2 separate regions of the Homo sapiens genome follow, and region 2 is linked to region 1. A link is a loop called in an ENCODE intact Hi-C map of the cell type or tissue named here. Cell type or tissue: uterus. All regions are shown on one strand. Each heading gives the region's core, and the rest is flanking DNA. Links, peaks and the distances in the headings are about the cores only.

Region 1 (15,413 bases), core at 5,759-9,758:
AGAAGCCCGAGGTGGGTCGATCTCCTGAGGTCAGGAGTTCGAGACCAGCCTGACCAACATGGCGAAACCCCATCTCTACTAAAAATACAAAAATTAGCCAGGCATGGTGGCATATGCCTGTAATCCCAGCTACTTGGGAGGCTGAGGCAGAAGAATTGCTTGAACCGGGAGGCGGAGGTTGCAGTGAGCCGAGATTGCATCATTGCACTCCAGCCTGGGCGGGCTACAAAAGAGAAATTCTATCTCAAAAAAATAAAAAAATAAAATAAAGAAGAATACAACATAGTCCCTGCACTCAAAGAACACATCGTCTACTAGGTGACTTGGGACTGTACACAAAGGATTATGATAGATTGGAATAGATTGGGGGCACATGCTGTTGTGCTGGGGGATGTCACAATTTAATATCTGTGTGTGGCAGAGGGTGAAGGGGGTTCAGGAGGGAATAAGGGGCATTTTAATTGGATCTTCATGAATTTTAAGATGGATATTGTTGAATCAGGTACAGACAAATAACTCCACTGCCCTTTAGAAACCAAGTCAGTAAGCGTTCACAAAGAAAATTCCATGTTCATGTGATTTTGTTGTTGTTGTTTTGTTGTAGTTTGTTCTATATTTCAGAGATGGGTTTCTCTGTTGTCTACGCTGGACTGCAGTGGCACAATCATAGTTCACTGCAGTCCCAAAATCCTGGGCTCAAGTGGTCCTCCTGCCTCAGCTACCCGACTAGCTGGGATTACAGGTGTGCACCACCCATGCCCAGCTAATTTTTTGTAGAGACAGGTCTTGCTATGTTGCCCAGGCTGGTTTCAAACTCCTGGCCTCAAGTAATCCTCTGACCTTGGCCTCCCAAAGTGCTGGGATTACAGACATGAGCCACTGTGCCCAGCCTTGTGAGGTTTACCTGTAATTCCCTTTAAAATAAAATAATTTTGATATAAAACTGTGAAATGACCACTCCAATAGAAAGCCTTTTTCTTGCTTTAACTAAGTCTATAGTAACCTTTTCTTCTCATGAAAGTAATGAGCCATATTAAGAAACTTGAAGTCTTTCACACATCCATCAGTGTAGACTTCTTAGGTAGGTCTTCAAAGGAAGACGAGAGAATTCCAGAAATACAGTGTACTCTTGAGCTATGCTTGGTAAACAAAGGTCTCCATAAAACACCTTCTGTTTGTAAATAAATTATAACTATATAGAAAACAAAATTGCTTGCTGATGGTGAAAGAGAATATGAAGTCCAACTAATAATGGTATCAAAAATCATATTCTGGCTGGGCACAATAGCTCACGCCTGTAACCCCAGCACTTTGAGAGGCTGAGGCAGGTGGATCACTTGAGGTCAGGAGTTTGAGACCAGCTTGGCCAACATGGTGGAACCCTGTCTCTGCTAAAAATACAAAATTAGCCGGGCATGGTGGTAGGCGCCCGTAATCCCAGCTACTCAGGAGGCTGAGCCAGGAGAATTGCTTGAACCCGAGAGGCAGAGATTACAGTGAACCGAGATCATGCTACTGCACTCCAGCCTGAGCTACAGAGGGAGACTCCGTCAAAAAAAAAATCATATTCTGAAGAGAAACCTGGATTGCTCTTACCCAAGACAAAAATGAAACAAAGAATCAAAGAATAATCATTTAATAAACTCCCTTAGGCGGCTTTAGTCATGGAATCTCTTTCAAGGTACGTTTTCAGGTTTCATTTAAAAAAACAGTCTCACTTTGCCTTTTTTCAAAATATCCTTTTCTATTTAAACTTAGTCTTCTGGCTCTTTAAATTAAATCCTGTGGACTCCAAGGGAGAGTGCAGGCCCAGAATTTGTCAGGTGGATCAGAAAACTGCTCCCTTTCTGTTCTTTCCTAAAATAGCCAAAGATGGTGATTCAACCAAATGACAAAGAAACAATAATACTCCACCAAATTAAAACATAAACGTGAACTGTCCTTCTCAGCAATACTGTTTATGTTGTGCTTACTTGAGTACCACATAAGCACCATCATATTGAAAGTGCTATCTCGGGACAAAAAGCCATCTCCCTTGAGTTGTTACACACAAAGACAAACCAGAATGCTCTGGGCAAAGGTTGCCAGGAGCAAAAAGGTGATTTTTTGCCCATCAATGATAGACTGGATAAAGAAAATGTGGCACATATATGCCATGGAATACTATGCAGCCCTAAAAATGGGTGCGTTCATGCCCTTTGCAGGGACATGGATGAAGCTGGAAGCCATCATTCTCAGCAAACTAACACAGGAACAGAAAACCAAACGCCACGTGTTCTCACTTATAAGTGGGAGTTGAACAATGAGAACGCATGGACACAGGGAGGGGAACATCACACACTGGGGCCTGTCAAGGGTTGTGGGGCAAGGGGAGAGAGAACATTAGGACAAATACTTAATGTATGTGTGGCTTAAAACCTAGATGATGGGTTGATGGGTGCAGCAAACCACCATGGCACATGTATACCTATGTAACAAACCTGCATGTTTTGCACATGTATCCCAGAGCTTAAAGTAAAATAAAAATAAATTTAAAAAAAAAAGAGGTGACTTTTGCTCCCACCACAGGGTACTATCTCCCTGGGTAAGACATTCGATGCCAGGGGTCCCTGTGAGCCAGCAGACATAGGCCACTGGCTTGCAGCGTTAAGGGAGACAGGGTCCTTGCAGCACAGTGACTTTGTGTGGGGGGAACTACCGTTTTGTTGTTGGGAATGATGGTGATTATGGCTCAAAGTGGAAGGTAACATACTTGAGAGTCTCTGCCAGGGAAAAATGCCCCCACCCCATTTCCTCACAATAGAAGAGAGCATCTGGCTATCTTTGTTCATCAGTTTTTAAGGCCTACAGGGGCAATGTCTGACTCTGTTTGCAGCTGGTGCCAGGGTAGGAATGCAGAGAAAGAAAAGGTCAGAACACAGCACTAGCTGTTTGGGGGTGATGCAGAAACACAGGTGATGAAGTGGGGGTTTGAAGGCAAAGGCTGGAGTGAGATTGTCTTATTTTACTTTATCGTTTCTCACTAGAAATTCCCAGACATCACAGAAAAACAAATTTCAAAGAAAGAATTTTGGCAAAAAAAAAAAAAAAAAAAATGTTTGCTTTTTCCTACATCCTACTCTTTGAAGTTTGACAAAGAGGGAGGTGGCCCCTGTTAAAGTTGGGATCAAACGGTACCTTGAAGTTGCCAAGCTGGGAACCAGTGGAGGACTTGGAAGAGCAGAAGTGGTACTTAAATGCTTTTTAAAATTTATTTTTAATTTTTGAATTTTTTGTAGAGATCGGGGTCTCACTATGTTCCCCAGGCTGGTGTCTAACTCCTGGCCACAAGCAAACCTCCTGCTTTGGTCTCCCAAAATGCTGGGATTACAGGCATGAGCCGTCACACAAGGCCAATGCTTAGATATTTAACTTGAATGAAAACACTTAAAAGGAGGAAAAACATGACTGTGTCTTTTCAATGTTATCTTTGAAACCATTCCTACAGGGTTGAGAAGGACTGCAAGGATTTTGTCCATAGTTCTGGACAAAAATATAGTTACAATTAAGCGTTCATCAGGCTACACTCTAACCTACTTCCTTGTTATTAAAAGTCAGGTGCACTAGGTGCTGACGTCTGCATCCCATTGCTCCTACAGACGGGATCTTTGACATTAGACTCATAAGGCTTTTGTTTAAGGATTGCTTAAGATGTTTCTCAGACCCTAAATTCCAGCAACCAGTTTGACTACCCCTTAAAAACCCTAACTTCAAATTCCTTGGGGAGATGGATTTGAGGTTCCCTCCCATCTCCTGGTTTGGTGACCCTAGGATTACATTTTTCTCTGCTGCAACCCAACCTCTCAGCATATTGACTTGTGGTATGTGTCAGGCAACGAATCTACTATGATTACACTTTGGATCATTATTTTACCTCCTTTTCTATCTAAAAGGGTGGATTTACATGTTGTAATAGCTGCCTCTTTGTTTGATTTAAAATAATGGTGTGGGCACAAGCTCCTTGTGGCAATCCCTAGAGCTGTCAATGTTGCCATAGTTTGTGTGAGAGGTCCTGGGGTTGAGGGGGGTCTGTTAGCCCATTAGTTTGCTTCCATTTGGCACATACTTAATAAGTGTCTACTAGGAGCTAAGGCCGACTCTTCCCAGCACTGTGGAGAGGAATTTGGAAGATTAATAACGTACTTAGCAGTGTAGGCAAAGGACCGGGGTGGAAGAATTTCATAGATTGGAGCTGGACCCTGCAGGGTGAATAGGATTTCAGCAGGCCAAGGAAACAAAAGCACAGGTCCCTTCAGGATATGGTCAGAAATCTTGGTTTCCAGGGATTCCAGAGGGAGAGGAAAGGGTACCCATGCAGAAGCAGCAGGGATTTTAGAGCCACTACTTACTGCCCTTCCTGACATGTCAAGGCTTTGGGGGAAAACAAAGAGTAGTTTTGTTACAGGATTGTTGGGTGTTGCTTTTCTGGCTGGAAACCTCTGTGGCTGTGGGGCCATTGCCCGATATTTGCTTGGGCCCACCGGGCTCATTCTGCCCACTTGGCCTGGCAGGTTGCACTCTGCTCATGCTGCCGGCCTGGATCCCATGCCTGCCAAGGGTGAGCCAGGTGCGGAACAGCAAGGAGTGTATGAGCAAGTGTGAGGTCTGACCTCTGTGCACAGTCAGGTATGCCAGCCAGGGGGCAAGCAGCTCCAGGTGCTGGCATGAGCACCAGCTCTCCATGAGGCTGCAGCAAGACCAGGTGCACCACAAGCAGCTTCCTCAGCTGGCACTGGGGATTGCAGTGGTGCCCAGAAGCTTGGAGACACCAGGAACCTCAGGGCCCCAAAGAGAAAGTCACATCCCTGGCTCAGGGAGCTCCCAGGTCTGGGCTCCCCAAAAGGCCACAGCTCTTGTCTCATTCTGTTCACCCACAACATGATGAGCAGGGGGCAGGTTTCTGCCCTGTTTATGTTACAACTCTTTTAGTCTTGCCATTTGATGGGCCCTGAGTTCTCATCCTGGGACCAAGAAGAATGAGGTACACAGACAAGTGGAGGGTGAGCAAGATGAAGAGGAGCCTTACTGAACAACAGAACAGCTCAGAGGAGACCCGCAGGGGGCAGCTCCTTTCCGCAGCCAGGGTGTCCTAATGAGTGTTCACCTCCTAGCAGAGAGGAGACTCTGGAGTGGGAAGTTCTTCTCTGCAGGCAGGTTGTCCTGTTGTCTCTGCAGCTCTCAGCAGAGAGGAGGCCCTGGAGTGGGTTGCTCCTCTCCGCAGCTGGCTGTCCCAATGTCTCTGCAAGTCTCTGAAGCTCTCAGCATAGAGGAGGCCTTAGAGTGGATAGCTTCTCTCTGCTGCTGGTTGTCCTAACATCTGCTCAGTTCTGGCTGAGCTTGGGGCTTTTATGGGCCTCCGAGAGGAGGAAGTGTGCAACAATTGGTCCGTGAGCAGCCATGGATGGGCCCAGAAAAGCCACCACAAGCTCCCACTCTGGTCTGCAGGACTGGGAGCCCAGCTTCCAGCTTTCAGGCCCTCCCTGGCCTGAAGGTGGGACCTCACCAGGGACCCACCCCCTTCTGCCCAGGAATCTGTCTGCCTCCTGCTGCCATTCATAGTGCGCAGGCTCCCCCCAGCTTTGCTCCAAGATCGGACCAGGCACTGACAACAGGGAGAAGCCAGGCAGTGGAGCAGGCACTTCCAAGCCTATAAGGGTGGCGGTGGGGGTGACTTCCTGGGCCTCCAAGAGTGCAGGGTTGCCTAGGTCTGCAGCTGCAGTTTGGGCAGCTGCAGCTGTGCCTGGGAGCGTGGGGATCTTGCCTACTCTGTGGAGTGGGAGGCCCAGGTCTGCAGCTGAGGTTTGGGTGGCTGCAGCAGCACCCAGGAAGCTCTCACCCCAACTTAGAAGGGATGAGGCTCCCACTTGTTCCCAGCTCCCACGGGCTCCACAGAGCAAGGAGCGCTGGCCACTCCTCCCTGCTGCAGCTGGTGTGATGGCAGCGGTGGCTCCAGATGGCCTGCCCCTCCCATCAGTTTCACCTCTCTTGGGGATCTCTGTGCTTGGAGCAGTAACATGGTATGATTAAGGTAGGATTTCAGGGCCTGGTGGGCTGAGGCAGGGAAGGAAGGAAGCAGATGTTCAGCTAGCAGAGCAGCAGAAAGATTTAAGATCCTGGTTCTGTTCCTCCCTAAGGCCCGATCTCATTTCTCTTCTTGGACTCCATGAGACACACAGGTGTCCTTGACTAATTTCCACTTTTTGCTTTAGCTAGTTTGAATTTATGCTCTATCATTTGTTAAACTAAGTTTAGCTTAAAGCTGCCTCCTTACGTTATTTTAAGTTCAGCCTAAAGATATCTCTGTACATAATGAACTGTAAACTAACTGGATGTATGAACAGACTGCAAGCTATGCTTGTGCCAATCATCAAGTTTTGGCCAATCAAAGGTGACCAACTGTTCAAAACATGTTCAAATAAGGCAAACGCCCAGCTGTAACCGATCTAGCTGTTTCTGCACCTCACTTCCATTTTCTGTACATCACTTTCCTTTTGCTGTTCATAAATCTTCTCGGACCACCAGGCCATACTGGAACCTCTCTCTACCTCCCTCTGGTTCAGGGGCTGCCCTAGTTCTTTGCTCAATTAAACTCTGCTAAATTTAATTTGTCTAAGATTTTTCTTTCATTTACTTTTTATTTTTTGAGAAAGGATCTTGCTCTGTTGCCCAGTCTGGATTGCAGTGGTGCCATCTGGGCTCACTGCAGCCTCTGCCTCCCGGGTTCAAGCAATTCTCATGCCTCAGCCTCTCGAGTAGCTGGGATAACAGGCATGTATCACCACACCTGGCTAATTTTTGTATTTTTCATTGAGATGGGGTTTTGCCATGTTGGCCAGGCTGGTCTCAATCTCCTGGCCTCGAGTGATCAACCCACCTCAGCCTCCCAAAGTGTTGGGATTACAGGCATGAGCCACCATGCCTGGCCTGTTTAAGATTTTTCTTTTAACACACTCCAGCCAAAATAATCCTGGCTAATCCGGCTGGGCGCGGTGGCTCAAGCCTGTAATCCCAGCACTTTGGGAGGCCAAGACGGCGGGGGATCACTTGAGGTTGGGAGTTCAAGACCAGCCTAGCCAACATGGAGAAACCCCGTCTCTACTAAAAATACAAAATTAGCCGGGTATGGTAGCAGGCTCCTGTAATCCAAGCTACTCAGGAGGCTGAGGCAGGAGAACTGCTTGAACCTGGGAGGCGGAAGCTGCAGTGATCCAAGATTGCACCATTTCTCTCCAGCCTGGGCAACAAGAGTGAAACTTCATCTCAAAAAAAAAAAAAAAAAAAAAAAAAGAATCCTGGCTAATCCAGTATCATTGTTTTTTCTCACTAGCCAAAGATTACATCTAAATTGTGCCTTTTTATTGCTTTTCTTTTCCTCTTTGATCATATTTAAAATATATGAAGCTGGCTAGAGAATTACAATGATCACTCAATGCCTTGAGCAATGGGCACTGCTACTTGAAGTGACAAATAGCCCCAATATGGGAAGGGTGGGCACGGGAGAGCTCTTAGCTTTGGGCTTCACACAGAAGCAGGAGGGCTTTCTGAAAAATGTACTTGGGTGAGACTCCATCATTTGGGACTTGTCCTGGGATTCTTTTTTTCTTTCCCCCAAGACGGAGTCTTGCTCTGTCACCAAGGCTCGAGTGCTGTGGCGTGATCTCAGCTCACTGCAACCTCCACCTCCTGGGTTCAAGCGATTCTCCTGCCTTAGCCTCCCAGGTAGCTGGGATTACAGGCACATGCCACCACAGCCAGCTAATTTTTGTATTTTTTAGTAGAGACAGGGTTTCACCATGGTGGCCAAGCTAGAGGCTGGTGTCGAACTCCTGACCTCGTGATCCGCTTGCTTCAGCCTCTCAAAGTGTTGGGATTACAGGTGTGAGCCACCGCGCCCAGCTTGTCCTGGGATTCTAACAAAAGACATTGAGTTGAGAAAGATTCTGTCCTCTAAACTTCTCTACATTACGCCGCCCTTCCCCCTTCCTCACAACCCCTCAGGGATCTCAACAAAGGCTGTGTGTCAAGGACATTGGGACAAAGGTCTATTCACCAGTGTAGTGGAACAGACAGCAATCTAGACATTTCCATGAGTAAAGGAAATAATTGTTTGTGTGAATTTTTAACATTTCAAGTCTGTGTTGCCACACAATCTCACTGGCATCCCTTAGTTCTCAAACTCGAAGGATTTAAGAGCCAACATGCTTTTATATTTTCATCTCTCTGTTACTGTACATTTCAACATCTGTCATTTTAATTTGATCCCACTAATTCATAGCAGTGAATTTTTAAAAATGCCTAAATGATCATCATTTTTTTATTCTCTAAGATTTCATTTTTCATCAAGATCACACTCTCGTTTTTTATTCCTTAGTTCTTGTATTTCCCAAAACTTTGGCTGTTTATCTGCTTTTATTTTCTTCCTTCTTTTCTTACCTCAATAATATGCTTTTGTGAACATGCTCTATTAAAAAATGCAACACATACAACCAGACATGGTGACCCATGCCTGTAATCCCAGCAATTTGGGAGGCTGAGGCAGAAGAATCGCTTGAGGCCAGGAGTATGAGTCTAGCCTGGGCAACATAATGAGACCCCATCTGGGGTTGTGTTGCGTGCCTGCAGTCCTAGCTACTCAGGAGGCCTGAGGCAGGAGGATCGCTTGAGCCCAGGAGTTCAAGGCTGCAATAAGCTCTGATTGTACCACTACCCTCCAGCCTGGGTGACAGAGCAAGATCCTGTCTCTAAAAATAAAATAAAATAAATAATAATAAAAAAACAAAATTTAAAAATAATGCCACTCACAGATGATGAATATGCTAATTACTCTGATCTGATCACCATATGTTGTATGTATAGAAATATCACTCTGTCACCCATGAATATGTACAATTACTGTTTGTCAATTAAAAAATAAAATTAAAGAAGGAAATTGTTGATATGCTCAAAGGAAAAAAAATGCAATTCACAATGCAAAGATATAACTCCAAGAGGTGCTATAGAAAACCACCATAAAGCTGGGTGTGGTGGCTCACACCTGTAATCCCAGCACTTTGGGAGGCCAAGGCAGGTGGATCACGAGGTCAGGAGCTCGAAACCAGCCTGGCCAAGATGGTGAAACCTCATCTCTACTAAAAATACAAAAATTAGCCGGGCGCGGTGGCAGGCACCTGTAATCCCAGGTACTTGGGAGGCTGAGTTAGGAGAATCACTTAAAACCAGGAGGCAGAGGTTGCAGTGAGCTGAGATCGCGCCACTGCACTCTAGCCTGGGTGACAGAGCAAGACTCCGTCTCAAAAAAAAAAGGAAAGAAAAGAAAACCACCATAAGAGGAGCCCATCATTTTTCCCTAGGCTTAGACATGACCAAACATGGCCCAGCACAAAAAAGGCAGTTAATAAAATGAAAATATTTGCAGTTTCACAGGACCCAGAAGTGTTTGGTTGAGATCCTCATGGGCCCGTTTGCCTGATTCAGGTCCAATCACAGATCCCTGCATTACTCTTGGGTTTGTGACCCATATATGTAGTTGTTTCTTCTTAGCAGAAGATATCCAACTCAGGGTGTTGTCCCAAAGACCACCAGGATGGCTCAGTAGTAGAAAGGAGAGCTTTATCATCAATACCAGTTTGCGAAACGGGAAGAGACAGTCTCTGATGTGTGACAAAGGTATTCTCTTTTTCAAGAGGGAAGAGCAGTTGGGGTTTTTTTTCCTCACAGGACATACATATTCAGCAGTTTTGGGGGAAAAACTATACATATTTATGAGGGGAGCTGAATGCATGTGCAATGGGCAAACATGTCTGTAACATACATCTCGTGTTCACTTTGGGGCAGGGCTTTAGCATTAAAATGAGGTGGAATTGGCTGGGCGTGGTGGCTTATGTCCATAATCCCAGCACTTTGGGAGGCCAAGGCGGGCAGATCATGAGGTCAGGAGTTTGAGACCAGCCTGGCCAACATGGTGAAACCCCGTCTCTACTAAAAAATACAAAAATTAGCCAGACATGATGGCGGATGCCTGAAATCCCAGCTACTGGGGAGGCTGAAGCAGGAGAGTCACTTGAACCCAGGAGGTGGAGGTTATAGTGAGCTGAGATCACGCCACTGAACTCCACCCTGGGTGACAGAGCAAGACTTCATCTCAAAATAAATAAATAAATAGATAAATAAATATAAAAAAATAAAATGAGGAGGAACTTGGCTCTTTTATGTCAAAAGGTGAACTGTAGGACACAAAGACAGTTTGTATGCAGTCTCTATAAGTTGCTAAAACTGGCTTACGGTCTGTAATTGCTTATCAGAAAAGAATGTTATTAAGGCTGGTCCTCTGTCCAACAGAGTTATACTGGTCTGGGTTGTAAATCAGTTAGGAGGGGTCCGAGCTCCCATTGCTAGGAAGCTTAAAGCTGTAGGAATTTAGAAATTTGCCATGTCAGTAAGCCCAAACCCTTGACTTACAGGGAACTTTGTTTCCTTAACCTTAGAATCCATCTTAGTGATGAAGAGGTGTCTGTTTTGGTCTCTCAGATCGCAATGGGCCCAAGTATGGCTGAAGAGCTGGAGCTAGCCTGTCCATCCCTAGCAGGTTTCAATCCAGGCTTCCTTAAGGATAATTTTTCAGGGCCGGGAGCAGTGGCTCATACCTGTAATCCCAGCACTTTGGGAGGCCGAGGTGGGCGGATCATGAGGTCAGCAGTTTGAGACCAGCCTGGCCAACATGGTGAAACCTCATCTCTACTAAAAATACAAAATTAGCTGGATGTGGTGGCACGCACCTGTAATCCCAGCTACTCGGGAGGCTGAGGTGGAAGAATCGCTTGAACCCAGGAGGCGGAGGTTGCAGTGAGCCAAGATCACGCCACTGCACTCCAGCCTGGGTGACAGAGTGAGACTCTGTCTCAAAAAAAACAAAACAAAACAAAGCAAAAAAAAGAATAATTTTTCAGAATACGTCACCTGTGCAGCCTTGTCTGCCCAGACTGCTTTGTCTAAATGAGCTATCATTGCAAGATACTCTTAGCCTTAGAGGGGAGTTTAGCCTCTCCCAGACACTCACTGAATCAGCCTGGTTTTCTCTAGTTGCTTCCCAGCCATCAGACTTACATCATGAATCCTCAAGGAATTTTTTTTCCACCTTCTCCTCCTTGTAGTCAACCACTCTAGCTTTTCTGTGTGATTGGTGGGTAGTTTTCAATCACTTATGGCCCTTATAAACACACCCCTTCATATTAGTAGGGTTTTCTCCCCAGATACATTCTAAATTGCTTATGGGAAGGAACCTCATAAGCTTACGGGAAGGAACATGTTCTTTATACCTTTCTATTGCATCTTGCACAGTGCTGCGTACATTTGATGCCCAGTGAAGGGGCATGTCTTTCCAGTGGAAGAAGATATGGGATAAAGTACCAAATAAAAGTTTTCTAATAGTTAAAAAGCAGAGAGAACTAGAAAGTGAAATTAGGGAAGGGGAGGGAACAATAATAAAAAGAAAAGAGAAGAATACTCCTTTGTTCCTTGGGCTGCTAGCATTTTCTCATCTGAGAGTTAATGTTGAATCTGTTAAGTGCTGTGTCATAATAAAATGTCCAAAGTGTGTATATTTTATAGTCCATCATCAAAGGCATTTAATGTTACACTCTACTTTGATTTCTATGTGAATGTTGACTCAAGGGTCCCCCTTTTCACTATGGCAGGAAACTCAATGTTGTCCTTGAATAAGAATTGAATCATTCTTATTCAACACATATTATTTTCAACACAGTATAGCATGGGGGCATTTATTGGATAGTTTCTCAGTATATCTCATTTCCATAAACTTCTTTTTTCTTTCTTTCTTTCTTTTTTTTTTTTTTTTTTTTTTGACAGGATCACTCTTTGTCACCCAGGCTGGAGTGCAGTGGCATGATCTCGACTCACTGCAGCCGCAACCTCCTGGGCTCAAGTAATCCTCCCACCTCAGCCTACTGAGTAACTGGGACTACAGGTGTGTGCCACCATGCCAGGCTAATTTTTTAATTTTTTGTACAGACAGGGTCTTGCTGTGTTGCCCAGGCTGGTCTTGAACTCTTGGGCTCAAGCAATCCACCTGCCTTGGCCTCCCAAAGTGTTGGGACTACAGGCATGACCACTACACCCAGACCCTATAAAAGCAATAAGGATATAGAAAAAACTTTCCACTATCATGAAATAAAGGGTAGCTACTCATTGCTATTATTTCATGATTGCTGTCAACTCCTTGCTATTAAATTCAATTTGACAGTCTATGTTGCAGTAGAGAGCTCTCATAACCAATATAACAGCTCTTCACTTTGTCCCTACTATAAAGTGTTGTCTATTAAGGTTTCAGCCATTCACATGCTAAAATGTGAAGTGTCCTCTTAAATGCAGAGTCATTTATAAAATCAGTACAGTAACTTGGAGACAATTGAAATTGATCTCTTCCATGTAACACCAGGAGCATGTAAAAGCATGGATACATTTCTCAGCAAGAGGTAGTGAAAAACAGGGCTGGTTTCCTCTTCCTATCAATTCTGAGGCATCAGGCCCCGGCATCTGCTCAGAACCTGGCTGCATGCTTTGGATCAGAGTCAGTTATTTGTCACTGATATGGGTGTAAGTCTTCTCACCATTTATCCAGGATGTTTGACACATCCAGCTCACCCAAGAATGCACTGGCAGAAATCAAAGATTATTTGGGCTGGGCACAGTGGCTCACACCTGTAATCTCAGCACTTTGAGAGGCCGAGGCGGACAGATCACCTGAGATGGGAAGTTCGAGACCAGCCTGGCCAACATGGCGAAACCCTGCCTCTACTAAAAATACAAAAGGGGAGCTGAGGCAGGAGAATCACTTGAACCCAGGAGGCAGAGGTTGCAGTGAGCCAAGATCGTGCCACTGCACTCCAGCCTGGGCGACAGAGCAAGACCCCATCTCAAAAACAAAAAGAAACCACAAAGATTATTTGGAACAACCCAGAAGAAAGCTAAACACTTGGAAATAATTTTCAACCTGAGAAAAATTCCTGAATATCAAACATTCCTAGTTATTTTATTATTATTTCACAATGTAGTCAGATAAAGTTTTTTTTTTTTTTTTTTGAGACAGAGTCTCACTCTGTCACCCAGGCTGGAGTGCAGTGGCGCCATCTCGGCTCACTGCAAGCTCCGCCTCCCGGGTTCACGCCATTCTCCTGCCTCAGCCTCTCAAGTAGCTGGGACTACAAGCGCCCACCACCACGCCCAGCTAATGTTTTGTATTTTTAGTAGAGATGGGGTTTCACTGTGTTAGCCAGGATGGTCTCGATCTCCTGACCTCGTGATCCACCCACCTTGGCCTCCCAAAGTGCTGGGATTACAGGCGTGAGCCACCACAGCTGGTCAGATAAAGATCTTTTTTTAACTCTTCTCAATTTTACAAACTTTCCATTTTTTTACGTGCAGAGAATGCCTGTTTTTATGTTGTTTGTGGATATCAAGGGCATGCCCTAAAGGCATGCAAAGAAAACAATTGAGAAGTAAAAATTATGGAACTGAGGAGATCACAGAAATAATGTTAATTAAATACCTCATTTTTATTTTTTCTTTACGAACGCACAGACTACAATAGTGGTTCTAGCCCCAGGTCCAGAGGTGAGGGAAGGAACTCAGTCAGACAGCTCTACCAGGAAGTTTATCTGCAAATAGGAAAGTTATTTTACTGACATTTACAGATATCAGAGCACATGTGTTGACTGTACATTCTGGGTATGTAGATGGTCTGGGTAGAGCTGTACACACCTTTTTGCTGAGTCCTCATTATTATCTAAGATGTAATATGTGGTCCTGAACATGGTTTGGTCTGTGTCTCTAACAAGAATCCAGATCATGACCTGGACCTTCTGGGCATGAGTCTAGAGCTGTGTTGTCCAGTAAGGTAGCCACTTGCCATACAGTCATTTATACTTCATTTTAATGCAATGAAAACTTCAGTTTTCAATAGCCACATTTCAATTGGTCCATAGTCACATATGATTAGTGGCTCAGGTAGAGATTTCCATCATCACCGGAAGTTCTGCGGACTGTGCTGGATCCCTGGGACCAGTATTTGTGAACCAGCAGCAGGAACATCACCTGGGAGCTTGGAAGAAATGTGGAATCTCAGCTGTGTCCAGACCTACTGAGAGAGAATCTGCTTTTTACACAATCCTGGGTAATTTATATACCATTCAAGAGTAAGAAGCACTGTTCTAGACAATCGAGCTGTAAACCAAAAATAAAATTCTAAGGCCCCCCCAACCATCTGAACTGACTTCCTTCTTGGCCAGAACAATCTTAAAATTTAACCTGAAAAACTGGTTCAGGCCATGACAGGAAGTGGGGATCGGATGTGCCTCATTATACCTCTCTGGCAGTAACATCAACACAGACTTTAAGTCTGATAAGAAATATTTTACAACCTATTCTCTCTGAAGCCTACTACCCGAAGGCTTCCTCTGCAAATAAGAACTTTGGTCTCCACAATTCTTTATCTTAACCCAAACATTTCCTTTCTATTGATCCAAGGTCTTTAGAGAAACTCACCCAATTGTTAACAAAAAAATGTTTAAATCTACCTATAGCCTGGAGCCTCCCCCACCCCCTGCACCCCACTCCTTGCTTCCAGTTGTCCTGCCTTTCTGAACTAAACCCATGTATTTCTTAAATGTATTGTATTGAAGTCTCATGCCTCCCTAAAATGTATAAAACCCAGCTGCACCCCTACCACCTTGGGTGCATGTTCTCAGGGCCTCCTGAGGGCTGGGTCATGGGCCATGGTCACTCCTATTTGGTTCAGCATAAATCTCCTCAAATATTTTACAGAGTTTCACTCTTTTCATCCACAGAGGAAACATACCCCCAGGCTTGGAAGAAGGAAAGAACTGCATCCAGATTGGGCTATAGGTACAGTTACTTCCTACAGAAATGCGTCTTTCCTATGGCTTCTTAAAACTAAGAAAAATATTCAGTTATGAGAAAAGAAAAGAACTTTTATCTGAGGAACACAAGTCCTTTTAATTATTGGGCCCAGAGAGGTATTAAAAACAGGCAGCAATTGTTGCAGAATTTTGCTCCTTAGTTCAGTTGTAAGTGGGTTCTTTTCACACAACCAGGAAATTTAGGCACGCAGACACATTAAAGGGTGAGTAGAGCAGGATTTTATTGGGTGAAAAGAGAAAAAAGAAAAAAACAGCAAAACGAGATGGAGTCCTGCTAATAGGCCCCCCACCTCACAGATTGAATCCCAGGCCGCCACACAGGAACTGAAGAGGCCAGGCTCCTCCCACTGCCTGTGGCTCCGCCCCATCCCCCAGTGCGCATGTTGGCAGGCTCAGACAAGGCCCTGGGCAGGTTCCCTC
Region 2 (15,413 bases), core at 7,260-11,259, 46 kb before region 1:
ATGATCCACCCACCTCAGCCTCCTAAAGTGCTGGAATTACAGGCGTGAGCCATCGCACCCGGCTGACTTGATTTTTAATACAGTAAGAACTGTCAGTTTGTGCCCTTCCATCAACTGCTTTTTTCTTTATCAAAAATGAAACAAAACCAAAACCAAGTGGCTGAATAGTTAAATTGAAAGGCAGACAACTTGAAATTCATTTTCAGCAAACAATTTCCCAGAGTTCAGATACTTCCACCTTCTCTAAGTGATAGGCATAGTAAACTCCTCCTAGATGTGTTTCTTGGTTGTTTTTTTTTTTTTCTTTTTTCAGACAGAGTTTTGCCCTTGTTGCCCAGGCTGGAGTGCAATGGTACAATCTTGGCTCACCGCAACCTCCGCCTCCAGGGTTCAAGCAATTCTCCTGCCTCAGCCTCCCGAGTAGCTAGGATTACAGGCATGTGCCACCACGCCCGGCTAATTTTGTATTTTTAGTAGGGACGGGGTTTCTCCATGTTGGTGAGGCTGGTCTCCAACTCCTGACCTCAGGTGATCCACCCACCTCAGCCTCCCAAAGTGCTGGGATTACAGGCGTGAGCCACCGTGCCCGGCTGTTTTGTTTTTTAAGACAAGGTCTCACTCTGTTACAGGCTGGAGTGGAGTGGGCTGATCATGGCTCACTGCAGCCTCGTCTTCCTGGGCTCAAGCGATCCTCTTGCCTCACCCTCCTAAATAGCTGGAACTACAGGCACATGCCACCACACCTGGGTAATTTTCTAGCCTTTTTTTTTTTTTTTTTTTGAGACGGAGTCTCTCTCGTCGCCCAGGCTGGCGTGCAGTGGCACAATCTCGGCTCACTGCAATCTCAGCCTCCCAGGTTCAAGAAATTCTCCTGCCTCAGCCTCCCAAGTAGCTAGGATTACAGGTGCCCGTCACCACACCTAGCTAATTTTTGTATCTTTAGTAGAGACAGGGTTTCACCATGTTGGCCAGGCTGGTCTCAAACTCCTGACCTCAGGTGATCAGCCCACCTCGGCCTCCCAAAGTGCTGGGATTACAGGCATGAGCCACCGTGCCTGGCCAGATTTTTTATCGAGATGGAGTCTCCCTATGTTGCTCAAGCTGGTCTCAAACTCCTGGACTCAGATGAGCCTCCCTCCTCAGCCTCCCAAAGTGTTGGAATTACAGGTGTGAGCCACTGTGCCCAGCCCTAAATGTGTTTCTTAACATTGATGAATCTTTGGAATATTGAACCTGGATGTGTCACAACTGTCCACCCTCTTTTCAGTTCTGCTTATTACTGTCACTCCACAAGTTTAGGAATCAAGACAAAAGTACTGATTTATATTATATCGATATACCTATTTAGAAAGGTAATATAATTTTCTCTCTTATTTTGGAGGCCTTGAAGTGTTATGTAAAAGTATAGTCTGATATTTTATCATAGACATCTTATAGACAAAATTAAAGTAGCCACTTTAAATCAAGATGGTGATGTTTCTCTTATCCTAATCGTGTTCATGTTGTAACATGTCTATTGCAGTTAAGCCTTTTGCAGGAATGTACTACCTTAATCAGGACAACTGCAGCCTCACCCCTGGGTTTCAGCTGCACAAATACTCAAAGTAATCATTAAGTTATTTAATAAACAAAATGTATAAACACAATTTTTACAAGGGCTCTGTTCATTTTCAAGATCCTGGAACTTTAAATACATCATTTACGGGTGGTAATGGAATAGTACCAGCAGTAAAATAGTGTTATAATAGCTTGCTTGCTAGATGAACCGATTAGGTTCATCAAATCTTTCATTCGCAGCATTAAAATGGGTGTGATTGTTGGACATTTCTGAAAGTGATTTGTACTCAGCACATTTGCAGTTAGTAGTTCTAATGCTCCTGAGATAAAGGAGCTGAGTTTACTATTGATGAATGGGGAAACCATGAAAAGGAAAATGTGTTTCATTCAGATCAATAAAAAAACAAAGATTTTAGGTGGGACGAATCTTTTTGTTTGTTTGTTTTTTGTTTTTTTTTAGGACGGTTCATTCTGAAGAATCTTTGTTATTAAGTAGTTCTTTTATGGGTCACACTTCATCTTCTTTGAGGCACTCTAAAGAATATTAGGATTTGTGTCTTAAAATAAAGAGAACAGTTATTATGCTGCATATATGGCTTATCTAAGCAAAGACAACATGCACTCCTGTTTGTGGAAAGCATGCATTTTTGTATTAGTTGTCTATGTAATACGCAGTCTCTATAATACACAGTGATACAGAGAATATTTGTGAAGTATCCACTTTACTTTCTCTTATACTGGAGGAAAACTAAAGATCTGTACAACACTTTTATTCAGCTTATTCTTTTGACTTTTAGGATTACGTAGACTTAAAAAATGTTCGACTAACCCAGGAGGCTCAGCCTGGCCCACCAAGGAAGATCAGTGCATAGCAACTGCCTCCCTTCACATGGCTCCACCTGGTAACCCCAAGGTCTGGGCTGTTCTAGGTATTGCTCCATGTGCCCCAACAAGCCCTTATCAAGAGGGCCTGTTTCCCTTAAGAAGCAATCCCAGGAAGTGGCCTTGATCCCTCCGCCTCCCTGAGAGTGGACCCTCATCTCTCCTCGACCTCCATTTCATTTCTGGGAATTAGGGCTTAGTTTTGAAACCTTGCAAGGCTGTTTGTACTAATGCCCAAGCCCCCTTACCCCTCTCCCTGCGGGTTACACAGGGGAGACCTGAGCCTCGGCAGAAGACTCTGCTGCGAAACTTCCGAATCATTCTGCTTGCCAGAATCTTGCCAGTCACCTTCACCAGCTGACTGACCCAAGTTTAGGACTATTGCTATTGTTTGTTTAAAAACCACATATACAAAACTCTTGTGAATATTATTTTTATGCTGGAGAGGAAGGCACATCTCCCTCTATGGCTCTGCGCTGGGGCCTACAGTAGTAAAGTTTACTGTCCTTTTTTGCCTCCCCTGGAAATGACAGGCATTACTCTTCTATTGGTTTCCCTTCTCTTTATGGAAAGACCAAGCAGGCTCCACTGGCCAACAGGTACGGTATTTGGTCGTCTGAGTTCTCAGTAATTTGGAAAGTTAAGGGGTTGGTTCCTGTGTCACCTTTCAGTTAGTGTGGGAAAGGAAGACTCCTGTTTTCTGAGATCAGTGCAGTCTCAGGCCTTTGGCAGGGCTCACGGATCAGAGCTGAGACTGGAGGGAGAGGCATTTGGGGTGGCCTGGGAGGGTGACTGGGGGCAGCAGAACCAAAGAAGGCAAGGTGTTTCCCCTAAGCTGGGTCGTGTGTTCAGGTGTGACGTACAGGATCACCTATGCACTGCCCTTGATGATCAAGGTTGGGGCTTAAGTGGATTAGGGAGGCAGGTTCTGGATTCCTTGCCTTTTCAGAGCATGAGGTCAGCTCTGTATGCCTCCTTTTCCTAGCTGGTATTCTAACTAGAAGCATTTGTCAATTCCTTTGTCTCCCAAATGACAACACACATTCATTTTCCAACCTTCCTAACATCTTAAATCTTTCTTCCGGGAGAACTAGAAGATAGAATTTGCTTTGATTCTCTCAGGCACTGTGCACAAGCCAGGTCTTCTGTTTTCTGTTACTGTACCCACATTCTTGCCTTCTCTATCCAACTGTGAAAGGTGAGGGGAGGCCCCTGTCCCCCTCTCTTAAGGTCCCCAAACCTGGGAGCGCATAGGTACTAAATCAAGCAGTGCAATTTGTAATTAACCAGCTGCAGTGTTTACATGTTTCTTAATGTGTCATCTTTTCAATGGCTGTATGTTAAAAGAAGAACATTTGTTTTAATAGTCTCTCGATTAAAGGAAGCCCCTGTGGCTTTGGAGGCATTGTGCCCATGATCCACCAAAAAAAAAATGTTCAACTATACTAAAATGTATATACCAATGTTTATCATACAATGGAACAAAACACACTTTAGCAGTCAAAATGGAAACTCTAAGTGCAGTATCTATAATTTAAATGCAGCCTTTTCATTTTATGAGTGGTGTGCTGAGAATAAGCACATGACTTACCAGAATCAAAGTACAATGTGTGTCCTGACAACAAAATCATCAAATCAATATGTGAAAGTAGTTCAAAGTATCGGTTGCCGAATTTGATTCCCTGTGAAATAACTTGCTCTCCTTTTTCAGGGCTATAAGGAAAATGTACGTGAGATCTGGCTAAACTCATGGAAGAAATTTTTGCTATCTCTTTATGCACACACGCTCTTTCACGCAAACATATATATAATATATGTAACATTTATACATACATCTATAATGCATATATATGTGATGTATATTATATGTATATACAATGAACTTGGATCAATCATTTATTTCTACATCATTATTTCTCCCCCACCCCAAATCCTGCTCACCCATCCCATTTGTTACAGATTTAGAAAGCGCAAACAGCTACAGACTTTGTTCCTGCAAGTCCAAAGTTATAAGCAAGTCTTCAAGGGAGCTCTGTCAGCCCTGAATGAAGTCTAGGACAACCTCATAGCACTTATCATTAAGTTTGCTTATTTGCAACCAGCAGTCAGTGTGACAGTTGCTTTAGCTCAGCTAAGGAGGAACAGGGAAGTGGACAGATTCCAGACTCAGCTGCTTGGCTCTTTCCTACAATGCCTGGCAACAGCACAGATCACAGGAATCCTACAACCCACAGCATATCTTCCAGGACTAAGGTCTTCATTAATATATTCTTCATTTGACCATTTGACAAGTATTTATTGACCACCTACTAAACACCATGCCCTGGGATTATAATAGGAGGAAAAATAGATCTAGACTCTGCTGTCATGGAACTTAGAGTTCAATGGAAAACACTAGACTGTAAGGCTAATTGGGATAGAAATCTAATTTTTTTTAAATGAACAGACTTCAGCACCATTTATTAAATCATTCATTATTTCTCCCATCCAAGTACTATTTCTCAAAACTTTATGATTCTACTGTCATACAACAAGATTCCATATATTCATGGGTGTGTTTCTGGACTTCTGAGATGAAAGCTTCGAAGATTCTATTAATCTATTTATATATGCCTTCACCATATAAATTTAAAAATTTACAGCAAAGTTGAATTTTATAGTGATCACCTGTATACCTGCTGCCTAGATTCTACAATTAACACTTCACTATCCTTTCTTTATCATGTATTCACCCAGCTATTTATTGCTCTTTACATCCATTGATTCACCTTTTTATGGTGCCTTTCCAATTAAATTGCAGACATCAATACACTTTTCCCTAAATATAACACTATACTTTAAAAATTATAATTTCACAGTAAGTTTATAGTGTTACTGTTATCCCAAATGAATTTTTCAATTATATAGCTCAGAAAATTTGATACTTAATTTCCTATTAAGATGTTGAAAAGTGAAAAAAAAACACAAAACTGGGACCTCAAAGGCTTGCTTGTATGGTGAGGGGAAAATGCAGCAGAGACTCCTCTCAAGCCTGGGGGTCTCCATTCTAGGCCAAAGGGAAAGAAAGGAGCTCAGATAACTCTACCCTGATTATCTGGATCCTGGGATCCTTACAATTGTGAGAAACTGAACAATTTCAAACACTCCACTTCATGTTACCAGAAAGGGAGACTTAGATTTTTCTGTGAGAGCAGGCTGTTCCTTTCTTTCTTGGTTTTTGGAAAAACAGGATGGTAGATTTTTTGGTAAGAAAGATTCTATTTTGTAATAAAAAGATCCAACAAAATGAGGGGTTATGCTGTTCTGCATAGTATTTCAAACATTTGTCTTCATTGCAGGAGCTATATTCCTGTAAATTGATTTCTTTAGGATAATATTTCTTTCTTAAATATGGCTTTGCTCTTTGCTGTCTTTGAAAATTATTGATTATTCTTATAGATGTATATGTGTATTGTGTGTTTTCTTGTTTAAAGATCAAAGGAGCCAGGAGCGGTGGCTCACGCCTGTAATCTCAGCACTTTGGGAGGCTGAGGCGGGTGGATCACGAGATCAGGAGTTAGAGACCAGCCTGGCCAACATGGTGAAACCCCATCTCTACTAAAAATACATAAATTAGCCCGGCAGGCATGGTGGTGGGTGGCTGTAATCCCAGCTACTTGGGAGGCTGAGGCGGGAGAATCGCTTGAACCCGGGAGGCAGAGGTTGCAGTGAGCCGAGATCGTGCCGTAGCACCCCAGCCTAGGTGACAAAAGCAAGACTCCATCTCAAAAAAAAAAAAAATCAAAGGACCTGGCACATAATAAGTACTCAATAAAAGTTAATCATTATTAATAATAAAAATATTAGACTTCTATCAGTCATATAGGATGAAGGTTCAGATGATTTATACTTCAGCATAAAGGGAAATGAAATCTCACACGGTAAGGACATCAGGTAGGCTGGGCAAGGTGGCTCATGCCTGTAATCCCAGCACTTTGGGAAGTCTAAGCAGGAAGATTCCTTGATCCCAGGAGTTTAAAATCGACCTGGGCAGCATAGAGAGGCCTGTATCAAAAATGAACAAAAACCAAACCAAACAAAAAGATATCAGGTATATCTGAGATACATATCATTACAAAATATTATTATTGTGCCTTCTTATTATTGTGATTATTTAATTTTCCAGAGAAATAAATGCAAACTAGTGGGAAATTATCTTCCCTTTATCATGTATCCTGACAGCTATCACTCATTCTATCCATACATTGATCCACCTTCTTTTTGGTGCATTTCTAATTAAATTACAGACATCAGTACACTTTTCCCTAATAACATTATACTTTTAAAATTATTGTAATGTCATGGTAAGTTTTTTTGTTTTGTTTTGTTTTGTTTTTTTGAGATGGAGTCTGACTCTGTTGCCCAGGCTGGAGGGCAGTGGCGGCTCACTGCAACCTCCACCTCCTGGGTTCAAGTGATTCTCCTGCCTCAGCCTCCCCAGTAGCTGGGATTACAGGCATGTGCACCACCACATCCAGGTCATTTTATATATATATATATTTTGTTGTTGTTGTTGTTTTTTGAGACGGGGGTCTTGCTATGTTGTGCAGTCTGGTCTGGAACTCCTGGCCTCAAGCGATCCTCCTGCCTCAGCCTCCCAAAGTGCTGAGATTACAGGCGTGAGCCACTGCCCCTGGCCTTTAAGTGTCTTTCATATTTGGATAAAATGACTGGTGGCTAGAGGACCCTAAAAAGACAAAACTAGGGGGTTGGAACTTGCAGCCTCATTCCTCAACTTCCAAGGAGGGGAGAAAGGCTGAAGGTCAAGTTGATCACCAATGGCAAGTAATTTAATTAATCATGCGTCCGTAATGAAGGTTCCCTAAAAGCCCAAAAGGACAGGGTTGGGGAACTTCCAGAGTGGTGAACACATGCAGGCTCCTGGAGGAAACTCCCAGACTCTTCTCATGTGCCTTACCCTCGGCATCTCTCCCTGGGCTCTTCACCTGCATCCTTTGTAATATCTTTTATAATAACTGGATGAATGTAGGTAAAGTGTTCCCTTGAGTTCTGTGAGGCATCCTAGCAAATTAATGGAACCTAAGGAGAGAGTTGTGTGGAAATTCCGATTTTTTAGCAGGTCGATCAGAAGTATAGGTGCCAAACTAGTCCTTAAGATTGGCAACTGAGGTGGGCGCGGTGGCTCATGCCTGTAATCCCCACACTTTGGGAGGCCGAGGCAGGCAGATCTCCTGAGGTCAGAAGTTCAAGACTAGCCTGGCTAACATAGTGAAACCCCGTCTCTACTAAAAATATAAAAATGAGCCAGGCCTGGTGGCGGGTGCCTGTAATCCCAGCTACTCAGGAGGCTGAAGCTAGAGAATTGCTTGAACCCCCATTGCACTTCAGCCTGGGAGACAAGAGCGAAACTCTGTCTCAAAAAAAAAAAAAAAAAAGATTGGCAACTGAAGTCGCGCAGGCTTAAGGGATCTGATGCTGTTTCCAGGTAGTGTCAAAAGTGAAGTGAATTGGCCATCAAGGTAGCGCATGCCTGTAATCCCCGTACTTTGGGAGGCCGAGGCAGGCGGATCACCTGAGGTCAGGAGTTCAAGGCCAGCCTGGCCAACATGGCGAAACCCTGTCTGTACTGAAAATACAAAAATTAGCTGGGCATGGTGGTGCACACCTGTAATTCCAGCTACTCAGGACGCTGAGGCAGAAGAATTGCTTGAATCCAGGAGGCAGAGGTTGCAGTGAACCGAGATCACATCACTGCACTCCAGCCTAGGTGACAGAGCAAGACTCTGCCTCAAAAAAATAAAAAAGAAAGTAGGAAAAAGCATTTTGTTTCTTCATTATTATTATTATTTTTTTTTAGAGACAGGATCTCGCTCTGTCACCCAGGCTGGAGTGCAGTGTTGTGATCTCGGCTCACGCCTGTAATCCCAGCACTTTGGGAAGCCAAGACAGGAGGATTGCTTGAGGCCAAGAGTTCATGACCAGCCTGGGCAACAAAGTGAGACCCTTGTTTCTACAAAAAATATAAATAAAAAATAAAAAGAGGAACTTCTGTCTATGGAATTGCCATTCTCCTTGTCTGCCAAGCTGTGATCATCTAACCACTTATTTCCGTGAAAACCTAATTCCAATATTGCCCACAGAACAAAAAGACTGATGTAGTATGAAAAGTGGGAAGAGGGGATGGTCTAGGACATCTCCTGGGAGTGGATGACGCTGGCATTGAGAGACCAGAGCAGGGATGTAGTCATGGTTACACATTTTCATGGCCACATGTACCCTGGCGACTTGAGGGTCCACATGCCCTTGTGAAATGCCTCAAAGTTTCATTCTTTTAGTGGAGGCTGGGAGAAGCAGATCCCAGTCCACCCTCTGACTCATCCCTTGGCGTTCCTGCCTGATTTAGTGTCAGGGCAAGCCTCAAGGGAATTCTGTCTCTGCCACGCCACTGGCTGCTTTGACAGCATAAAGGTCATGGTGGATAGAAAGCTTTTCTCTTTCATTCACCTTTCCTTCAAACCATGAGCACAATTCCAGTTCCCCTTCTCATATATTCATTTACATAAGTAAGCATATATGTATATACATGTGGAATATTCATACCTCTAAACTGTTCTGATTCAAGCAGCAGAGACAAAAAGAAAAAAATTTAAGAAAAGAAAAGAGGGCTGGGCACATTGGCTCATGCTTGTAATCCCAGCATTTTGGGAGGCCGAGGTGGGGGGATCACAGGGTCAAGAGATCGGACCATCTTGGTCAACATGGTGAAACTCTGTCTCTACTAAAAATACAAAAATTAGCTGGGCGTGGTGGCGCACGCCTGTAGCCCCAGCTACTCAGAAGGCTGAGACAGGAGAATCATTTGAACCCGGGAAGCAGAGGTTGCAGTGAGCCGAGATTACGCCGCTGCACTCCAGCCTGGTGACAGAGTAAGACTCCATCTCAAAAAAAAGAAAAAAAAAAAAGAGAGAAGAAAAAAGAAAACAATATTTTTTTAAAACCCTTAGTGCAGTGGTATCCACAAATAAGTGTACAGTTTAATTAGTTTAAATTAATCTACCAATGAACAGATATCTTAAAGGTACATTATGTAAAAGGAAGAATGAGGAGTTTTTAACTCCAAATTTTGAAATTCAAATAGCCAAAATAAAAAGCAATAATCAATCAAAATAAATATGTGGCCAGGCACAGTGGCTCATGCCTGTAATCCCCACACTTTCGGAGGCTAAGGCAGGAGGATCACTTGAGCCCAGGAGTTTGAGACCAGCCTGGGTAACAAAGCAAGATGTTGTCTCTACAGAAAAATGACAAAAACTGGCCAGGCATGGTGGCGTATGCCTGTAGTCCCAGCTACTCAGGAGGCTGAGGTGGGAGGATCGCTTTAGCCTCAAAGGTCGGGGCCACAGTGAACTATATTTGTACCACTGCACTCCAGCCTGGGCAAGAGAATGAGACTCTGTCTCAAGAAAACAAAAATAAAAATAAAAATAACAAAATCAGTAAGTCAGGAGGGAGGATTTTAAGAATAAAGACATGGATTTTAGACATGTTGTGAATGAGATGTCATGGGCTCATCCCTGCTTGTTCAGTAATGTTGTCTTAGTGAGCACCCAGGGCTATAGATAGGATTTGGGGAGTTCACTTCCACAGGAGGCACAGTAGAGGACAAAGAATACATGAGGAGAAGACCAGAAAGTTGAAGGTTGCAACTTCCAAACACAAGAAATTACCTTCCCAATTGCACTGTATCTGTGGTCAAACATGTGAAACATGTATGCTTTGTAATGGCTTCTGCTCTGAAAAACATTTAAAAACAGTTGCTTCCTTGCATAGAAAAGTTTAGAAATGACTATCTGTAACAGTAGAATAAAGGAGTAGTTTTTGTAAAAGAAGAGACAATCGGCGGAATATGGATTTATATGGCTTTGTTACCAGACATTCTGAACCCTTTAAATTTGTACAGGCAGTCCTCACCTTGCACAGTCATGTAGCACCATAAGAATGACTGTACAGGCCAGGTGCGGTGTCTCACACCTGTAATCCCAGCATTATGGGAGGCCGAGGCGGGCAGATCACATGAGGTCAGGGGTTTGAGACTAGCCTGGCCAACATGGTGAAACCCTGTCTCTACTAAACATAAAAATTAGCCAGGCATGGTGGCATGCGCCTATAATCCCAGCTACTGGGAAGGCTGAGGCAGGAAAGTCGCTTGAACCCGGGAGGTGGAGGTTGCCGTGAGCCAAGATCATGCCACCGGACTCCAGCCTAGGTGACAGTCAGACACCATCTCAAAAAAACAAAACAAAACAAAACAAAGAATGACTGTATAAAGCCATGCAAAGCAATGTTAGCTATGAATGGGAAAAATTACAATTGTTCCATAACCTTTAAAAAAGTTTGTCAAAACAGTAAAAACTCTCTGTCAGCTATAAAGGTATAGGAAAATGAAAAAAATAGTAAAATGAATAATATAAGTTAAAACATTAGAAACATTACACATTAAAGTGTCTTATTTCTTTGTAAAAAACTTATGAAGCATAGTTTGTACAGTGCTTGTCTCTTTCTCTCCATGTAACTTACAATATGAAGTGAGAATGTTTTCTGTTGTCATGTGCCTTTCTTTTTTTATTTTGAGACGGAGTCTCATTCTGTAGTCCAGGCTGGAGTGCAGTGGCGTGATCTTGGCTTAATGCAACCTCCACCTCCCAGGTTCAAGTGATTCTCATGCCTCAGCCTCCCAAATTACAGGTGTGTGCCACCACACCCAGCTAATTTTTGTATTTTTAATAGAGGCGGGGTTTCACCATGTTGGCCAGGCTGGTCTTGAACTCCTGACCTTAAGTGATCCACCCACCTTGGCCTCCCAAAGTGCTGGGATTATAGGTGTGAGCCACCGTGCCCGGTCTTGTCATGTACCTTTCTAAGTCTGGGTCAGGTTCTGACATTTTATCCTTTGTGCTTTTATATCATGCAGTGTCTTCATGAGTTCCTTTAGTGTAAAGTTTTTTTGCCTCTGTGACGTCTTCATTCTTTCTGTTATATTGCTTTTCTCATTTAAATTAAGTCACCTTAACTAAGTTCCTCTGGCTGCATGTTGAAGGCTCTAATGGTAGCAGGGTCAGCATTCCCATGGACAGCTATTTCTTCTTCTTTTTTTGAGACAGACTCTCACTCTGTCACTCAGGCTGGAGTGCAGTGGCGTGATCGCAGCTCATTGCAACCTCCACCTCCCCAGTTCAAGTGATTCTCATGCCTCAGCCTCTGGAATAGCTAGGATTACAGGCGTGTGCCGCCACACCTGGCTAATTTTTTGTATTTTTAGTAGAGACAGGTTTTCACCATTTTGGCCGGACTGGTCTTCAACTCCTGACCTCAAGTGATCCACCCAGCTCGGCCTCCTAAAGTGCTGGAATTACAGGTATAAGCCACCATGCCCAGCAACAGGTTATTTCTTCTATAGCTGAAGTGTTCACTATTCTAATTTAACGTCCAGAATTATCACTTCTTATTTCTTTGCTCTATTTTCATCTTTGTTAGCCAGTTCCTTCTTTCTATTACCCATTTGTGTAAAATGTCATGTGAATTTATCCCTGGGAGGCAACACACCTCCCCATTTTGCCATCTGTAGATGAACCGAATAACAGATGTGCAGTGACCAAAAATGCACAGACATGAAAATAAGTGATGTGATTGGCCACTGATCACAGTGCACATCAGTTACTTATGTAGTGATGTGTGGACTGAAGACCTAGTGGCAAAGTCTGTACTTTATGCAATTGCAAAAATAAGGAGTGCCATATTGTAAGGCATGGAATTGAAATTCGAACCAGGTTGTTGGGGGACTGTTGTTATTTAACTAAACTGCAGTAACTGAAATTCGGGCCTGTGGGAACTGTGCAAAATGAGAACTATCTGCAACCCTTCTCTTGAAAAGACTTCTTGGGATACAAGTTATATTTAGTCACTTTGTAAAGTGCTTTGGAAACTTCAGATTGAAATGGTAAGCACGGTGTCATTGGAGGGTAAATAGATACCATGTGGAAAGGAATCTCTAAAATGGCAGGGATTAGACATCCTAATAAGTTGCTGGGTGCTCAGGAAACAACAATAAACATCTATCCTATGGAAATGTTATCAGTAATTACAGTCATCGACAGTCTGTCATCCCAGGATCTGTCTGAGAGTCCATGACTGTATGTAACATATACAGGAATATCCAAGGTATTAACAATGGCCAGGAGTGTGCAAAATGCCATATTTAAGCAACCTTTTCTAGAATCTTCTTTGCTTTGTTAATTTAATGAATGAGTAATATAACATGTCCACTGGAATGATGTGAATTCTCTCTTCTCCAGGTGGGAAGCTTACATTATTAATTATAGAAAAAAAATTCCAAGATTTCACTGATAAGCAAGAGAATCTCCAGAAGATACAATTAACTTCAAAGTCACTTTTTTCTCAAGGTCATTGTCTATAGAATTCTGATTATCACACAGGTAGAAAGAATCTAAATCTTTAAAAATAAGATATATTAGGTTATAGATGCTACAAAATAGGTTAATGATTAATCTACAGATAAGTGGACTGGGCACAGTGGCTCATGCCTATAACCCCAGCACTTTGGGAGGCCGAGCAGGGTGGATCACCTGAGGTCAGGAGTTCAAGACCAGTCTGACTTACATGGTGAAACCCTGTCTCTACTAAAATACAAAAAATTAGCCGGGCGTGGTGGCAGGTGCCTGTAATCCCAGCTACACGGGAGGCTGAGGCAGGAGAATGATGTGAACCCGGGATGTGGAGGTTGCAGTGAGCCGAGATTGCAAAATTGCACTCCAGCCTGGGCGACAAGAGCAAAACTCCATCACAAAAAAAAAAAAAAAAAAAGCTATAGATAAGTGAAGAAGCCCTTGTCTTATAGGCAATTTAAATTTGCAAAGATGTTTACATCAATCCACTTGAGATCTTTCCAAAGTAACCAATAACATCATCTGTATTAGAATCAACATATTGATTGGTGGATTGACTGCCCCTTTGGAACAGGGCTACCCCATAGGCAGTGCACCAAGAGTCATCTACTTTCACTTTATTATGTAGTTTTGCACTTGTGAATGTTCACGAAATGATATCTCACAGATAATGAGTGACCACAAGTTTTCTATGCATGCTAGTTAGAAGTTATCACCTCCACTCTCTGCACAAATTTTAATTTTTTCCACTTTCTTCTGGACGTTGAAGCTTTCGCTGAAAACTCTAGAAATTTGACTGTTTGAGTCTCATGCATAGAATTTTGTGGCCGTCTTTGCAGAGGAATTTCTGTGTGCTTTGTCTACCTACCATATGCTCAGTTTGAACCAGATGCTGAGAGGAATACAAAATCAATGGGAAAGCCACAGGCCTTGGGGAAGGAAGGGGGGTAGAAATGACTGGTAGGTGGTGGTCTTCAGCTTTCCACACTCCAGACCACCCTACCTCTCCTGACGCAAGCTCTTTGTCCAGCCAGTATAGATGTGTTGTCTTGACAGAGGGTCATTCCAGATTGGCAGGGCAGCATAAACCCAGATGGAGAAAGTGGTATATGTGTGGTGTGCTCAGTGGGCTGAGAGACCGACTGATGATGGAGAATATCAGAGAATTAAAAGCTGACAGGTAATGTGGGGTTAAACCGAATAAATAAATAAATGTAAATTAGGAACTTCTCCACATCCTAATATGGGGACTGAAGGGTGGGGAGAAAGGAAAAGGGAAGGAGAGGAGAAAGATTAATGGACCACTAGAGTAATGTTCTTTAATTAAAAAAAATTTCAAGCCAGGTGCAGTGGCTCACACCTGTAATCCCAGCACTTTGGGAGGCCAAAGCAGGAGGATCACTTGAGGCCAGGAGTCCAAGGCCAGGCTGGGCAACATGCTGAGACTCCAACTCTACAAAAAATTTAAAAAATTAGCCGGGAGTGGTGACATGCACCTATAGTCCCAGCTACTCATGAGGCTGAGGTGGAAGGATTGCTTGAGTCTGGGGAGGTTGAAGCTGCAATGAGTTTTTGTTGTTTTTGTTGTTGTTGTTTTAGATGGAGTCTCACTCTGTCACCCAGGCTGGAGTGCAGTGGTATGATCTTGGCTCACTGCAAGCCCTACCTCCTGGGTTCAAGCGATTCTCCTGCCTCAGCCTCCCAATAGCTGGGACTACAGGCACACACCACCATGCCTGGCTAATTTCTTTGTATTTTTGTAGAGATGGGGTTTTGCCATGTTGGCCAGGCTGGTCTCAAACTCCTGACCTCAAGTGATCCACCCGCCTCGACCTCCCAAAGTTCTGGGATTACAGGACTGAGCCACCACACCAGGCCTGCAATGAGTTATGATCACGCCAATGTACTACAGCCTGGGCGACAGAGCAAGACCCTGTCTTGAATAAATAAATAAATAATAAAAATGTTCAAAAGCAAACATGGTGGGGTGTGTCTTATTGCTGATCAGAGCAACCAACATATAACACTTTGTCACATAGTCCTCATTTCTCTTTTCTCAGTTTGTCAACCAAAACTGAGCTCTTCTGTGGCAGCCATGAGAATGTCTCAGTTCAGCTGCAAGGATTGCGACTGAATAAGGGCCCAGCTGCTGGATCTGAAATCCATGGCTCCAGGGGCGCCATTCCCTTAGGCTGCTCCCAGCCAATGACAGTGCAGCAGGGATTCTGGGGACACCTGTTCCTAGAAGACAGGAGGCTCCTCTGATGACCAGTTTTGGCCTGGGGACTCCTTGACAACTTAGCTGAATGGACTACATGGTGGTCTGGGACACCTCTACCAAAGATTCTCTCTCTCTGTTCCTCTTTCAGAGTCAAATTTGCCTGTGGCTTGAGCGTTTCCCCAGATTTCTCCAGCTGCTCTCCACTTTCCTTCACTAGTCATTTTCCTTAGTAAGACCCTTGCACATTTTATCCCATCTTGGCAGCCACGTCTCCGTGCATCTGGACTAAC

The links. Peaks named below come from ENCODE experiments on the same cell type or tissue, not always from the same donor. Only the 100,000 strongest peaks of a DNase experiment are listed, where the experiment ranks them.
Region 2: a loop joins it to region 1, with 2.6 times the contacts of the local background. A loop is called at or near these places in 1 of 110 quality-filtered maps.

The regions. Positions count from the first base shown.
Region 1 is chr10:32,117,208-32,132,620 of GRCh38, forward strand. No RefSeq gene overlaps it. Among named protein-coding and RNA genes, the nearest start is that of KIF5B, 68 kb to the left of the region's middle. RefSeq lists an enhancer at 5,754-6,253. In uterus, for the core only: no CTCF peak of the experiment used is centred there; no DNase peak of the experiment used is centred there.
Region 2 is chr10:32,069,281-32,084,693 of GRCh38, forward strand. No RefSeq gene overlaps it. Among named protein-coding and RNA genes, the nearest start is that of KIF5B, 21 kb to the left of the region's middle. In uterus, for the core only: no CTCF peak of the experiment used is centred there; a DNase peak (open chromatin) is centred at 8,821.